Regions from separate parts of the Homo sapiens genome. Here region 2 is linked to region 1. A link is a loop called in an ENCODE intact Hi-C map of the cell type or tissue named here. Cell type or tissue: CD14-positive monocyte. All regions are shown on one strand. Each heading gives the region's core, and the rest is flanking DNA. Links, peaks and the distances in the headings are about the cores only.

The links. Peaks named below come from ENCODE experiments on the same cell type or tissue, not always from the same donor. Only the 100,000 strongest peaks of a DNase experiment are listed, where the experiment ranks them.
Region 2: it touches region 1 in a loop (2.6-fold over the local background); 10 of 110 quality-filtered maps call a loop at or near these places.

What each region holds. Positions count from the first base shown.
Region 1 is chr20:53,842,958-53,851,293 of GRCh38, reverse strand. LOC124904934 (a long non-coding RNA gene) reads right to left here and starts at 5,811. Exons shown (of 4, transcript XR_007067664.1): 1 at 5,738-5,811; 2 at 3,086-3,271; 3 at 1,386-1,563. RefSeq lists a silencer at 3,921-3,980. In CD14-positive monocyte, for the core only: no CTCF peak of the experiment used is centred there; DNase peaks (open chromatin) are centred at 743, 3,363, 3,973 and 6,863; H3K4me3 peaks cover 1,969 bases; H3K27ac peaks cover 2,341 bases.
Region 2 is chr20:53,918,296-53,926,631 of GRCh38, reverse strand. All of the region lies in intron 1 of BCAS1-AS1 (BCAS1 antisense RNA 1), which reads right to left. Among named protein-coding and RNA genes, the nearest start is that of BCAS1-AS1, 7.0 kb to the right of the region's middle. In CD14-positive monocyte, for the core only: no CTCF peak of the experiment used is centred there; a DNase peak (open chromatin) is centred at 3,541; H3K4me3 peaks cover 2,483 bases; H3K27ac peaks cover 5,662 bases.

The DNA.
Region 1 (8,336 bases), core at 147-8,146:
TGAATCCAGGAGACGGAGGTTGCAGTGAGCCGAGATTGTGCCATTGCACTCCAGCCTGGGCAACAAGAGCAAAACTCCGTTTCAAAAAAAAGAAAAAGAAAAGAAAAAGAAATTACCCATTTTTTTAACGGGGAAAAGATTTAGGCCGGGTGCTATGGCTCACATCTGTAATCCCAGCACTTTGGGAGGCCAAGGCAAGAGGATAACTTGAGGTCAGGAGTTCGAGACCAGCCTGGCCAACAAGGTGAAACCTTGTCTCTACTAAAAATACAAAAATTAGCCAGACGTGGTGGCACGCACCTATAGTCCCAGCTACTCGGGAGGCTGAGACGCGAGAATTGCTTGAACCTGGGAGGCAGAGGTTGGAGTAAACTGCAATCGTGCCACTGCACTCCAGTCTGGGCAACAGAGCAAGACTCCGTCTCTCAAAAAACAAACAAATTACTATACTGTGTCAAAACTTATTGTGCTGTACGCCAAAAAGAGTGAATTTTACTGTATGTAAATTTAAAAATACATTTCAAAAAATACATCCAACCCATCATCCCTGCTGTGTATGCCAGCACATGTTAGTACTACACTGATGTGTTCATCCAAAGCACCTCTACCAATTCCCAAACTGTGTTTCAGGAGGAAGTTACAGTCCCTTGTTGAAACTTCTACTTTAGAACAAGGAGTTTGGGATAGACTCAGTCTTCTGCAATGGTATGCAAAATTGTGCACAGATGTGTAATTTCCTGGGCAAAAAGTCCCAGCTGATGTGAAATGTTCACGAATAATATGGTGGTAACGAGCACGGGGCTCTCTGCTGATGGGGTGGGGGAATTTACATCTTTACTCTCTGGCACTATATGAGCTTGAACCACTTACACTTAACCCTCCAGAGCTTGAGTTTATTATTAGTAAAAGGGCAATAACACTAATCATAGACACTTCATAGGGCTGGTGTAAGGATTAAATAGAATAATGGATGTACAACACCACATGTGCAATTAATCCCCCATATACGTATTTTCAGAAATTTCTTTTTTTTAATTTTTTTTATTTTTTGAGACGGATTTCACTCTGTCGCCCAGGCTGGAGTGCAGTGGTGCGATCTGGGCTCACAGCAACCTCTGCCTCCCAGGTTCAAGCAATTCTCTGCCTCAGCCTCCTGAGTAGCTGGGATTACAGGCACGCACCACCACGCCCAGCTAATTTTTTTGTATTTTTAGTAGAGACGGGGTTTCACCATCTTGGCCGTGCTGGTCTTGAACTCCTGACCTCATGATCTACCCGCCTCAGCCTCCCAAAGTGCTGGGGTTACAGGCATGAGCCACCGCACCAGGCATTTTCAGAAATTTCAAAAGAAATTTGAAGAGTCATGAACGTGACTGCACATTTACCAAACATCTCCTGTTTTTAAAGTACTTCACAGAGATTCTCCTGTTGCTTATCCTCAGTTTGTAGATCCTGAGTTCAGAGAAGTCAGTAGCTTGCCGAAGGCCACACAGCAAATGTACAGCACAGCCAGAATTCCCAAGATGTTTATTCTCTTCTTGCCACGTGGCACAGCCTTCCAAACTGAGAGGAGGAAGAAGCAAGAGGGTTGCGTTGCTACCTCAAGGGGAATCTCCCACTTGCCAAACTCACAAAATCCCTATTCCCAAGGCCCACCGCCACCTCCCTGTCCTCCCAAGTTCCTTTCTTCCTTGAGGTCCTGTATCGGGCCCCTGCCCTTCTGCCATGTTCCGTCTGCCCCGTTCTAGTGGTGTGAGTTAGTGCTTCTCAGAGCTGTTTTCACCTGTAATCCTCCGGAGAGCCTTTTAGACTTTTTTTTTCAATTGTCCCCCATGATACTTCAATACCACATGTATACTGTTATCTGTTTTTGTATGGTACATATATTGTGTATTACGTATATTATTTTTTTTTTTTTGAGACGGAGTTTTGCTCTTGTCACCCAGACTCAAGTGCAATGGTGCGATCTCGGCTCACTGCAACCTCCGCCTCCTGGGTTCAAGCAATTCTCCTGCCTCAGCCTCCCGAGTAGCTGGGATTACAGGTGCCCACCACCACGCCTGGCTAATTTTTTTGTATTTTTAGTAGAGTCGGGGTTTCACCATGTTGGCCAGGCTGGTCTTGAACTGCTGACCTCAGGTGATCCACCTGCCTCGGCCTCCCAAAGTGCTGGGATTACAGGCGTGAGCCACTGTACCTGGCAGATAGATAGATAGATAGATAGATAGATAGATAGATAGATAGATAGATTTTTTTTTTTTTTTTTGAGATGGAGTCTTGTCACCCAGGCTGGAGTGCAGTGGCGTGATCTCAGCTCACTGCAACTTTCGCTTCCTGGGTTCAAGTGATTCTCCTGCCTCAGCCTCCCGAGTAGCTGGGATTATAGGCATGCACCACCATACCCGGCTAATTTTTTATACATGTATTTTTGGTAGAGATGGGGTTTCACCATGTTGGCCAGGCTGGTCTAGAACTCCTGACCTCAAGTGATCTGCCCGCCTCGGCCTCCCAAAGTGCTGGGATTACAGGCATGAGCCACCGTGCCCGGCCTATATTAATATTTTCTAAAGTGAGATTTTCTCATGTCTTCCCAAGAACCAGTTTTACCCCTTCAAGAGCAGTAGCATTTCTATAGAGAACATGCAGTGTCAAGGCTGGTAGCAGGTGCAGCCACAGCAGCACAGCATTGTCCAGGGCTTCATGTGAGCCTGAACAACTGCAAGAGCTGCTTGTGCATTCACCTGTCAGTCTTCTCCATATGTGTTCATGACCAGGTTCCATCCAGAACTGATAAGCTGTCCCCCTCCATTGACCTCTTCTTGAAACTCTTCTCCAATTCTATTTTGATCCTTGCCAATCTTTTCCCATCTTTGTTCACTTACGGGCTAGATGTCGAAGTGATTACAGCAAAGCAAAAAACATAGCAGGATGTTTGTTTTCTCTTGCAGGTGGCGAGATTACCCCTGATCATCGCAAAATCCATACTTTCTCAGCTTTTTAAACTTCTTCTAAACTGCCACTTTAATTTCAATACAGTGTTTCTCAGTTGCTGTTTCAAAAGAACATTTAGATTTTGAATACATACCAAACCAGCCCTTTTCTAGACTTCAGGAGAGGCAATCTTCACCAAACACTGAGCTAAATTCTTTTCAGAGATTATTGATATTTCATTTTTGCTGCAGCTGCTATTTTACACAGGAGAAAATGGAGGTTCAGAGATGTCCATTAATTCACCCAAGGTCACATGAGGATAAGCGCTGGTCAGCTCAGGCTGCAAATTCAAGACAGACTGGTTAACCATGATAATAAGCCATCACTTAATTTTAGTGTATCACTTCCCTCAAAGTGGGGAGGAGCACAGAAAGTAGAGATTTTAAAAGAGGAAGGAGGAATCTTTGTGCTTGAAATAAGTTTATTCTCCCAAACACAATAGCGTGATCCTGTTGCTGAGTATTACATAGGCCTTTTTAAGAGATGCACCTGATAACTGATGAAGATTTGCTACTCGGCCACTTACTTTACTGCTCTTAGCAAGACAATTCTCTCTTACTACCCAATTACTATGTTACAGAATGATTCCCTCAAAGGAGAATCTTCCCAATGACCACAAGGCTCCAAGGGGGAAAGCTTAACCTCTTAGCCTTTACCCAATGTGCCCAGAGACTTTCAACAGCTGTGAGAATGAGTTGTGTTTTCTCCGTTATTCAAATTTGCTTTCCACATAACGCTCTTCAGTTCAGTCTGCATTGTGTTAACCTTGAATAGTTTCTTTTATCCTTGTAGAATTAAGTAAACACTCCATCAGTTTCTTTCCATACTTAAGGAAAGAAAATATTTTACTTCTATAATGTTCTGTGATGTTTCTTTTTTATCATGTATGCACTAACGGGGAATATGCCTTCTGTAATGCTCTATATACAAATTTCCTCTAACCCTCACCACAACTTCCGGTTACTGGCTCAATACCTAGTTCCAAGATTAAAAAAAGGAAGCTCAGAGAAGTGAAGTGACTTGCCTGGGGGCACAAAGCTGGGTATTGACGGAAGAAGAATTCATGCCCACTTTCTGCTGGCACCAGGATTCATGTGCTTTTCACTAACACCATTTTCCCACGCGTGGCCAACAAACATATCAGTCAAAACTATCCTCTTTCAGGCATCTTTAGAACTTCTACCAGAAGCCTAAATTTTATATTTAGAATCCAACCAAATGACAAAAAAGAAAAGAAAAGAAAAGAAATCCCTTTACCTGACATTTTCAGTTCATCACTTTTTAGGTTCTTAAAACTGGCAGGCAGACTTCCAATTTCCAGTCCAGCAAGCACGAAGCTTGGGAGTCAGCACTTCATCCTAACAACAAGGAGAAGGCTAACCAAACTAAAAACCAAACAGTTCTTTTAGATTCTTATGGCAAGAGAGGTCATGGGGCAAACCATTACTCCCCAACCTGGAGAGACCAGCAGACGAATATCCGGAATCACAATTTACCAGGGCAGAAAGCTCCGTGGGAACCGGTGCCAGGGTAGGCACACCTGGGAGTTCGCCACCAGCCTGACCAACATGGAGAAATCCCGTCTCTACTAAAAATACAAAATTAGCCAGGCGTCGTGGCGCATGCCTGTAATCCCAGCTACTCAGGAGGCTGAGGCAGGAGAATCGCTTGAACCCGGGAGGCAGAGGTTGCAGGGAGCCAAGATCGCGCCATTGCACTCCAGCCTGGGCAATAAGAGCAAAACTCCATGTCAAAAAAAAAAAAAAAAGATTATTTTTTTACACCTGAAGTGTAATTGATTCATGACTGGAAGCTCATGTGTGGACAAGTCAGAAAGTTAAAAACTCCAGAGGCTGCATGAAAGACAACAAGAGAATGAGAAGATAAGCCACAGACTGAGAGAAAATATTTGCAAAAGACACAACTGATAAAGAACTATTATCTAAAATATACAAAGAACTCCTAAAACTCAATAAGAAGACAAACAATGAAATTTTAAAATGGGCCAAAGACCTTAACAGACATTTCACCAAAGAAGACACACAGATCATAGATAAACCATGAAAAGATGCTGCACATCTTATGTCATCTGGGCAATGCCAAGTATACACATGAAATACCATGAAATACCATGACAATGAAATACCATGACACACTTATTAGAACGGCCAAGACTCAGAACAACAACACTACCAAATGCCAGTGAGGATGTACAGCAATAAGAACTGTCATTCATTGTTGGTGGAAATGCAAAATGGTCCAGGCACTTTGGAAGACAGTTTGGCAGCTTCTTACAAAGCTAAACATAATCTTACCATATGATCCAGCAATTGTACTCCTTGGTATTTACCCAAAGAGTTGAAAATTTATGTCTATACAAAAATCTGCACATGAATGTTTATAGCAGCTTTATTTATAATTGCCAAAACATGGAAGCTACCAAGATGTCCTTTGGTAGATGAATGGATAAACAAATGTAATACATCCAGACAATAGAATATTATTCAGCACTTAAAAAAAAAATTGCTATCAAGCCATGAAACGACATGGAGGAAAGATAAGTGCACATCACTGAGTGAAAGTAGCCAATCTGAAAAGACTCCATACTGCCCGTATCCCCAGCACTTTGGGAGGCCGGAGGCGGGAAGATCACTTAAGGCCAGGAGTTTGAGACCAGCCTGGCCAACATGACAAAACCCCACCTCTACTAAAAATATAAAAATTAGCTGGGTGGGATGGCACTCACCTGTATTCCCAGTTACTCAGGAGGCTGAAGCGGAAGAATCACTTGAACCTGGGAGGCAGAAGTTGCAGTGAGCCAAGATCATGCCACTGCACTCCAGCCTCAGCAACAGAGCGAAACTCCTTCTCAAAAAAAAAAAAAAAAAAAACCACAGACATATCTCAGAGATATTGCAGATTCTGTTCCAGGCCCCCACAATAAAGCAAATATGACAATAAAGTGAGTCACACATTTTTTTCCCAGTGCATATAAAATTTATGTTTGCACTATTCTGTAGTCTATTGAATGTGCAATAGCATTATGTCTAAAAATATTTATAGACCTTAATGTAAAAATATTTTACTGGCAAAAAAGCTAATGATCATCTGAGACTTCAGACAGTTGTAATCTTCTTGCTGACAGAGGATCTTGCCTCAGTGGCTGCTGACTGATCAGGGTGGTGGTCGCTGAAGGTTGAGGTGGCTGTGCCAATTTCTTAAAATAAGGCTACGAAGTTTGCTGCTTCAACTGACTCCTCCTTTCACAAAAGATTTCTCTGTAGCATGAGATGCTGTTTGATAGCATTTTACCCACAGTTGAACTTTTTTAAAAATTAGAGTCAGTCCTCTCAAACCCTGCCACTGCTTTATCAACGAAGTTTATGTCATACTCTGAATCCTTTGTTGTCATTTCAACAATGTTCACATCTTCACCAGGAGTAGATTCCATCTCAATAAAATACTTTCTTTTTTTTTTTTTTTTTTTTGTGGCAGAGTCTTGCTCTGTCGCCCAGGCTGGAGTGCAATGGTGCCACCCCAGCTCACTGCTACCTCTGACCCTGGGTTCAAGCCACTCTCCTGCCTCAGCCTCCTGAGTAGCTGGGATTACAGTTGTGCACCACTATACCCGACAATTTTTGTATTTTTAGTAGAGATGGGGTTTCGCCATGTTGGCCAGGCTGGTCTCGAACTCCTGGCCTCCAGTGATCCAACCACCTCAGCGTCTCAAAGTGCTGGGATTACAGGTGTTAGCCACCACATCTGGCCTTAAGAAACCACTTTCTTTGCTCATCCATAAGGAACGAGTCCTTATGTGTTCAAGTTTTATCATGAGATTGCGAAAATTCAGTCAGATGTGCAGGCTCCACTTCCATTAATCATTACAGTTCTCTTGCCGTTTCCATCACGTCAGCAGTTACTTCCTTCACTGAAGTCTTTAAACCCCTCAAAGTCACCTATAAAGGCTGAAATCAACTTCTTCCAAACCCGTTAATGTTGATATTTTGACCTCCTCCCATGAAGCAAGAATGTTTGTAATGGCATCTAAAATCATGAATTCTTTCCAGAAGGTTTTCAATTTACTTTGCCCAGATCTATCAGAGGAATCACTATCTATAGCAGCTATAGACTTAGAAATGTATTTCTTAAATAATAACACTTGAAAGTCAAAATTCCTCCTTGATCCAAGAGCTGCAGAATGGACGTTGTGTCAACAGGCATGAAAGCAACATTCACCTCCTTGAACATCTCCATCAGAGCTCTGGAGTGACCAGGTACATTGTCAATGGGAAGTAATATTTTGAATTTTTTTCCCCTGAGGAGTAGGTTTCAACAGTGGGCTTAAAATTTTCAGTAAACCAAGCTGTAAACAGATGTGCTGTCAACCAGGCTTTGTCGTTCCACCTATAGAGCATGGGCAGAGTAGATTTAGCATCATCTTTTTAGGGGCCATAGGATTTTCAGAATGACAAATGAGCACTGGCTTCAACTTATAGTTACCAGCTACATTAGCCCCTAACAAAAGAATCAGTCTTTGAAGCTTTGAAGCCAGGCATTGACTTCTCTCTAGCTGTGAAAGTCCTAGATGCTATCCTCTTCCAATTGAAGTTTGTTTCGTCTACACTGAAAATCTATTGCTTAGTGTGGCCACCTCCATCAGTGATCTTAGCTAGAGCTTCTGGAGAACTTGCTGCAGATTCTTCATCAGCACCTGCTGCTTCACCTGCACTTTTATCTTTTTTTTTTTTTTTTTTGAGATGGAATCTAGCTCTGTTACCCAGGCTGGAGTGCAGTGGTGTGATTTTGGCTCATTGCAACCTTCGCCTCCCAGGTTCAAGTGATTCTCCTGCCCCAGCCTCCTGAGTAGCTGGGATTACAGGTGCTCGCCACCATGCCTAGCTAATTTTTGTATTTTTAGTAGAGACAGGGTTTCACTATTTTGGCAAGGCTGGTCTCGAACTCCTGACCTCGTGATCCACCTGCCTCAGCCTCCCAAAGTGCTGGGATTACAAGCATGAGCCACTGCGCCCAGCCTTGCACTTCTATCTTATGGAGATGGCTTCTTTCCTTAAACTTCATGAGCCAACCTCTGCTAGCTTCCAACGTTTCTTCTGCAACTTCTTCACCTCTCTACCTTCCACAGAATTGAAGAGAGTTAGAGCCTTGCTTTGGATTAGGTTTTAGCTTAAGGAAATATTATAGCTGATTTAATTTTCTATCCAGACCACTAAAATTTTCTCCATCTCAGCAATAAAGTTGTTTCACTTTCTTATCACTTATGTGTTCACAGGGGTGGTACTTTCAATTTCCTTCAAGAACTTTTCCTGTGCATGCACAGGCTGGTT
Region 2 (8,336 bases), core at 67-8,066, 75 kb before region 1:
AGTTAGCCTTGTCTGTTGAAACTGGCAGTGGTGGGGCATGTAGGAAAAAAAAATTCTATGAAAATCTCAGGGAGCTGACAGACACTTCTAAAAGAAAAGAAAGTGAACAACATTATCCCTGGCCTCTTTTATGAGAGGGGAATTGATTGATTTATTCAATGCCTGATTGAGTATTGCCTATGAGTAAAGATTTAGGGGAGTGATAAATCAGAAAAACACAGAACACCCCAGTATAATGGGAGGGAGCCACTCCAAAGGCCAAATGTCGAGAAAATACTATAGGAGCTGCCACATGCATAACTGTATTGCAGACCCCTGTGTGATATGCTGGAAGTCTTGGTTAAGAACATGGATTCCCACTGAGCTAAGTGGGAGAGCTTGTTCAAGCTAAGACACTGAGCTAGAACATCCTGTCTCAGTTTCTTCACTATAAAATGGGCGTGGTGCTATTATGGTAATAATGGCGTTGTTCTATGGTGATAATACCATCATCATGGAAGTAAATCAGATACAGACACACACTGCTCAGAGCAGTGCCTGGCATCAAGTTAGCACAAAATCAGCATCTGCAACGTTTATTATGACGCTGTTTCAGACATGTATTTTTCTTTATTATGAAACCACAACGTATTTTTAAACGTTAGAGGAGAGAACGGAAAAACAACCATGATAATCCCATTCCCCGGCACAATCTTAATTTTACACAGTCCTTGCAAATATTTTTTACATTGACCATTTCATACTTATGAAAGTAGCTGGCATATAGTAGGCACTCAATTAAATGCTCGCTGGCTGACTCCCCAGTTCAGTGCAAACTATTTTGTTTTATGCTTTGTGTATGTAAAATTATATCAGATATATTTCGCTTTGGTTTCTTTTTCCTCATAAACAACACGATTACAATTTTATGGCTACAAGATATCTCATGGTGTCAGTGTAACAAGCCTTGAATAAGTCATTTTTCTTTTGCTGTACTATTATACGTGGAATTACTACAAACCACACTATTTTAGATAACACCACATTGAACTGTTTTGTACACAGTGTTTTGCCTTTTTTTCTAAAATTTCTTAAGACAACTGTGGAATTTGGAAATAAATACTCTCAGCTAAACTTTTAAGTTATCTGTTAGGTAGCCTAAAAAAGTTAAACCAAAATGAGATTCTTTTTATAAGATCAGGTTGTAATAAAATGAACTTCACAAGATGACAGTCACGTGAACGAAATAGTGACCTCATTTTCATTTTGAAAAGCTGCTTTCCCCTCTTCTGAAAAAGTTGTATTAGAAACGATTCCTCCAATACTCTAGTGATCTTTTATCTGAGATTAATAAAAGATACGAGTATTTTGATGTATTCATTAACAAAAGAACAATAAATTCACCTTTAGTAGGTGTAAGTAAGGAAAGATCTCAGCAGATCTGGTTAACTCTAAGTCTGGCTTTAGAAAGCCACAGTGGGTTGGGCATGGTGGCTCACGCCTGTAATCCCAGCACTTTGGGAGGCCGAGGCGAGTGGATCACCTGAGGTCAGAAGTTCAAGACCAGCCTGGCCAACATGGCGAAACGCTCTGTCTACTAAAAATACAAAAATTAGCCAGGCGTGGTGGCAGGCACCTGTAATCCCAGCTACTCGGGAGGCTGAGGCAGAATTGCTTGAACCCGGGAGGCAGAGGTTGAGGTGGGCTGAGGTCATGCCACTGCCACTCCAGCCTGGGCAACAGAGAGAGACTCCATCTCAAAAAAAAAAAAAAAGAGAGAGAGAGAGAATCTTTCTCCTCAAACTCTCTTTTCTTTATCCTTTTTTTTATTATTTATTTATTTATTTATTTTAAGAGACAGGGCCTTGGTCTGTCACCCAGGCTGGTGTGCAGTGGCGTAGTCATGGCTCACTGCAGCCTCAAACTCCTGAGCTCAAGAGATCCTTCTGCCTCAGACTGCTAAGTAATTGAGACTACAGGCACATGCCACCATGCCCAGCAATCTTTTCATTTTTTTGTAGAGAATGTTTTGAGCTATGTTGCTCAGGCTGGTCTTGAACTCCTGGCCTCAAGGAATCTTCTCATCTTGGCCTCCTAAAGTTCTGGGATTACAGGCAAGAGCCACCACAGCCAGCCATGTCCTTTCTTATTTTATCACCTGAATTATGGCCATAAGGCAGGATGAAAAGAAAATAAAATTAGAGAACCTGAGAATGAAATCATTGATTCAGTAACTGTTGCATGTTCTCCTCTATGGAGTTATTCCATTTAATCTTCAGAGGAACCCAGTGAGGTGGGGTTCTTCATCTCCTTTCTACACATGAGAAAACTGAGGTGTAAAGAAGTTACAGAATTTGCCAGAAGCCACAGAGCTGTTAAGCAAAAAAGCAAAGATTCCAAATGGGAGTGTGTGATTCCCAGTTTGCAGACTTAATCACGAGGCTGCATCGCCTCCTGCCATGTTGGGGAAAGCAGCGGGGTCAGTATGAGGGAGGCGGGCAGAGTCCTTCTCTCAGCGAATCACACAACTTGTTCAGGTCAGCCTGAGGAGACAGGGGCCACATCTTTGTTGCTAGCTTGTGTCTATAGCTCCCTAGAGTTCTGTGTTTCTCTTATAAAGTTAAGAACACACAACACCCCCTTGAGTTAGGAGCAGGAAAGAGTTGACTTTTGTTACCCAGTCTTGGAGAAGTTGATGGTTCTAGGTCCTTTTAATGGTGTGGAGGCCTGACATTTGATATCTGGGGAAAAGGTGGGAGAAAAAAAACTCCAAAATCCAAGCCCAGGCTGCTTACGGCCTGCTTGCCTGATTGCTTGTCAAACAGGAACCCTTCCTTGGCTGTCTTCCCTCCTAAATGATTTTCAAACTACAGTTTTAAAAACAGTTCCTTTGGGGAATTATAAAAGCAATGATGTTTTTGACGGAAAATTGTTGTGTCAACAGAAATGCATGAAAAATAAAATCACCAATTTCCTCATCACCCAGAGAGAACCACTGTTAACATTTTAACCACTTTTCCTTCTTTTTTTCTTTATGCAGAAATACTATTTTGTAAGCACTCAACTGCATAAAGTTTCATAGCATGCACTTTTAAAATTAAACATTGTATTACCAGCATTTTCCCATGTTTTAAAATTTTTCTAAAACTTGAAAAACATGATTTTTAATAACTACCTAATAGTCTACCCTACAGGTTATTATAACATTTAATAATTTCTCTATTGGTGGACATTCCTTTGTATCCTATTTCAAGCAACATTTCCCCCATGCAAATGTTTAGCCTTTATACAGAGATTATAATTTGATTCTACCAATCAAACTATTTTTATTTCACACCAACTTCCTTCTAGGCTTTTCTGTATCAGAAGAGTTGGGATGTAAATTACGGGAGTGATCTCAGCTCAGAAACAAATTCCATTGCTGTACCGTAGCAGCAACGCCCTCTGAGGAGAAGCCAACATGCCCTTTTAGTGAGCTTTTGGGTCACTCCAGTTAAAAGCAAACCAACACAGAAGTTTCCCTTGACTGTCTTCCCCCATCCTGTAGCCCTATGTTTCACTTCCCCTTAATTTCAATTTCTGCCTCTTTACCTCCCATTTACTTCTCAGAATGTTGTAATCTATTTTCCACTCCCATAACTGCTGAAACAGCCCTTGCAAAACACGAAATCCATTGTGCTATGCTTTAATTTCTAATTGCACAAGTGATACACAACAGCACTTTCTTAGTTAAAATGATAATCAACAATTTAAAGATAAAGGTAAACATTAAATTCATTTTTTTTTTATTTTTTTATTTTTTCTGAGATGGAGTCACGCTCTGTCGCCCAGACTGGAGTGCAGTGGCACAATCTTGGCTCACTGCAACCTCCACCTCCCGGGTTCAAGTGATTCTCCTGTCTTGGCCTCCCAAGTAGCTGGGACTACAGGCATGTGCCACCATGCCTGGCTAATTTTTGTATTTTTAGTAGAGATGGGGTTTTACCATATTGGTCAGGCTGGTCTCAAACTCCTGACGTCAAGTGATCCTCCTACCTCGGCCTCCCAAAGTGCTGAGATTACAGGCATGAGCCACTGCCCCTGGCCTAAATTCACTTTTAACCACTTATTCCCAATCTCAGGAACATCAAGGGTATCTAGTGTTGTATATGTGATGCGTTTTCTTCAGATCCTGTTTCTAAAGAAGTGGGGGTGGAAATGAGAGGGGGAAGAGGAGGGAGGAGGAGAGGGAGAGGAAGCCGCAGCACAGGCCATCTATAACGCTATATTTTCCTATAACTCCACTTTTTTGTGTGAGGGGGCGTTTCTTTTTGGTTTTGTTTGTTTGTTTTTTGAGATGGAGTCTTGCTCTGTCACCCAGTCTGGAGTGCAGTGGCACGATCTCGGTTCACTGCAACCTCTGCCTCTGGGGTCCAAGCAATTCTCCTGCCTCAGCCTCCTGAGTAGCTGGGATTACAGGTGCCCGCCACCACGCCCGGCTAATTTTTGTATGTTTAGTAGAGATGGGGTTTCACCATGTTGGCGAGGCTGGTCTCTTGGCCGGGCTGGTCTTGAACTCCTGATGCACGTTTAGGTTGTTTCTAGTTCTTCACTGAAACAAATAATAATACAACAAAGGGCACCCTTTACCACTTCTCCCTGTGCACCCATGAGAATTTCATTTCTCTAGGGCAGGTAAAGAATTGCACCTGCAGGCTGATTGAGTGCGCACTTTTCCTTTTAACATTAATAGGCTCCGACAACCTCTCCACCACCACCACAACGCGGCACATTTACATCAACAACCCATTTCAACCCCATGCTACTCGGCTCTTCAGTAGCCTCGTACAGCAGGTTCCCCACTTCTATCTTTTATTCCACTTTGCCTTCCTGTTGCTTGCCCGCTCTCCCAGCCCAAGCTTCTAAATCCCTTTTGCAATCTTCTCCTTTTCTATCTGTCCTGAAATGTGATTGTTGCCTGGAATTCTCCTTGTTGTGCCTGAATGATCTCGTATATTCCTATGACTTGCACAACCGGTTCCCTCAGGGGTCACAGACTCAAATACTTACCGAAGGCAGGTGGGGCAAAGAAATACTAGGGAATCCGTGTACCTCCCCCAATACCCAAGCCCCGACCCCACCCCCCAGCTCCAGCTGTTGTTGCTTTATTGGAATCTATGCCTAATACTCTCAGATTTCTTTTTCTCCAAAAGGAGGTGGAAATCTAGCTTTAAATATAAGTGCTCGCATTTTCTTAAGAAATGAAAATCAATTCAAAAGAAATTTTAATCCCTTGTGTTCAACAAAACACCCCTGTGGAGTAGGTTCAGCTGCCAAGATCCCAGATGGTGACTTCGACCTCAAACAAAATCACTCTCTTCCTCAAATTCTCCCTTTCCTAACACCCACCTGTGCCTTATCCAGTCAGACACCACTCCCGTGAGTGACTGAGAAATCATTCCAGAATTCAGCCCATCGTTCTGTCCTGTCATTGCCTTAATTCCAACTCTCAACAAATCAAATCCTGACTGTGACCAGAACATCCTAACTGGCTTTCCTGCCATTAGGCAATGCCTACCCTACCTGCCTTGTGCTACCCTCCACTCCATTCAAAAGCATCCTTGCCACGGCCGCTGGAGAGAACCTCATGTCAGAGGAGGCAGGGAGGGGAGAAGGAAGAGGTGGAGGCAGAGAGGAGGAGGAGAAAGGGAAAGCATCCGTGTCTTCCCTGCTCAGAGTGCCTTGCTAACGCCATGTTGCCCATCAAACAGTTGCTAACTGTGGCCACCTTTGTTCAGCACTTGACCCATTATAAAATTTGATCCAACATTATGACGTCAGATTTCATACAAGTATTTAGATACTGGGCTTTTCCTGATAAATCTAACTTGCCCTAGCCGCGATGGCTCACACCTGTAATCCCAGTACTTTGGGAGGCTGAGGCGGGCGGATCACAAGGTCAGGAGTTCGAGACCAGCCTGGCCAATATGGTGAAACCCTGCCTCTACTAAAAATACAAAAATTAGCCAGGCATGGTGGCAGGCACCTGTAATCCCAGCTACTCAGGAGGCTGAGGCAGGAGAATCGCTTGAACCTGGGCGGCAGAGGTTGCAGTGATATAAGATTGCGCCACTGCACTCCAGCCTGAGTGACAAGATCGAGACTCCGTCTCAAAAAAAAAAAAAAAAAAAAAAAAATCTAACTGGCTTGTAGCGGTAGGTCTTTAGTCTCCCATGGAATCAGTCCTCTAGAGCCAGGTAGTGACCATTGCTTTGGGGAGTCACATGCTTTACAGCCCTGCAGTTTTTCTCCTTTCTCTATTTCTGTACCCTGGCCAGCCTCATGCACGGATGTTACTGCCTGGCCCTAAAAGAGTTTCCAACCACCGAACCAAAGGCCAAAATTCAGTCTGTTAATGTGCCCGCAAGACCCTGTGTGATCAGCCCCTATGCCCCGCCATAGTCTCTACTCCCGGCCCTTCCCTTCATCCCCATCCTTTCTTCCACCGCTAATAACAGTTGACTCACAAAGAAATTGTTTCAGACCTGAACCTAACCACCACTCAAATGCCATGGTTGTTTTCGTTACTTAAATCAAGGCAGACAAACTCCGTTCAGAGAGGTCTTCCCTTTGGCTCGATAAATCTCTCTTCAAATCGCTAATGAAGTTGAACTTGCTCTAGACACTGCATTTCAGGTTTACGAAACTACTACTGAAGCTCTTCATTTAGTTCTCAGGAGTGCACTACTCAGCACAGATGCTAATAGAGGGAGACTGAGTTGCTGACGGACAAAGACACAGCTAATTTATTTAAAATCCCAAGGAGCAGTGCAGTTAAGCTCAGCCAGTAAGAATGAGGTTTACATTCTTAGAGCACACACACACACACCCCTTAACTGTCTCCTCGACATATATAATTATTATACATAATGATTATTTTGCTCCATGGTAGTTACAAATAAAAGTTGCTCCTATAAACTACTGAGTTAGGATGATTTTTGTAAAACTAGATACAAATTTCCATGCTTTAAAGATTCTTTGAAATGGTAAAGTCTACTTTACTTTAGACTTATGACGCTTACCCCTAATTGGGTCTCCCTTCTTTATTTATTTATTTAGAGACAGAGTCTCACTCTGTTGCCCAGACTGGAGTGCAGTGGTGTGGTCTTGGCTCACTGCAACCTCCGCCTCCCGGGTTCAAGCGATTCTTCCCCTCCCTCAGCCTCCTGAGTAGCTGAGATTACAGGCACATGCCCAGCTAATTTTTGTAGTTATAGTAGAGATGGGGTTTCACCATGTTGGCCAGGCTGGTCTTGAACTCCTGACCTCAGGTGACCCGCCTGCCTCGGCCTCCCAAAATGCTGGGATTACAGGAGTGAGCCACGGCGCCCAGCTGAGTCTCCCTTCTTAGTATTAATAACGTGATTTCAACTTGGTGTGTGAGGGCGAAGGGGAGGGGTCGCGGGGGATTAAAACTACATTTCCCAGCCTCCTTTGCAACTAGGGGTGGCCATTTAACAGACCTCTGGCCAATGAGATGTCAGAATCATTGATTGAGGCTTCCCCAAAAGCTCCTTAAAGGTGGAGGTGGGGTTGCACGTAGGAGTGCAGACATCAGTGATTCCTCCTGCCCTTCTCCCTGGAAGACGATGTGACCATCTGCTACCTGGAAGACTAGGTGACGATCAAAGAAGGGTCAAAAAATCTGGCCTTAAAATCCACACCACATCAACTACTACTTTCCGTGTTTTAAAGATTCTTTGAAATGGTAAAGTCTACGTGATGCTTACCCCAATTGGGTCTAATTGAGTCGCCCTTCTTTCTTTCTTTCTTTTTTCTTTTTTTTTCTTTTTTTTTTTTTTTGAGACGGAGTCTCGCTCTGTCGCCCAGGCTGGAGTGCAGTGGCGCGATCTCGGCTCACTGCAACCTCCGCCTCCAGGGGTTCAAGCGATTCTCCCACCTCAGACTCCAGAGTAGCTGAGATTACAGGCACATGCCTGGCTAATTTTTGTATTTTTAGTAGAGACGGGGTAGAGTAGAGGTAGGCAGCTACCCAGCTCTAGGTAGGTACCTCTGGATTATACCTCTGCCTCTAGCTATCTACCTCTAGATTATGCAGTAAATGAGAAACATAAATCTTGCCTAAGCTGCTGGTATCTGGGTTTTCCATTATAGGCAGGTAAACTATATTCTGTTCAAAGTAGTTTTGAACAACTGAAGAAAATGAACACATTTTTCCCACTGGCTAGTCCACTCAAAATCATGGGAAGGTACTAATTAAGAAACAGCTGTAAATAATATTTTATTCATATTATCTCAAAATTCTTAATATGCCATTTTACCATTTTCTGCCTTTTGATCCACATACAATCCAACAT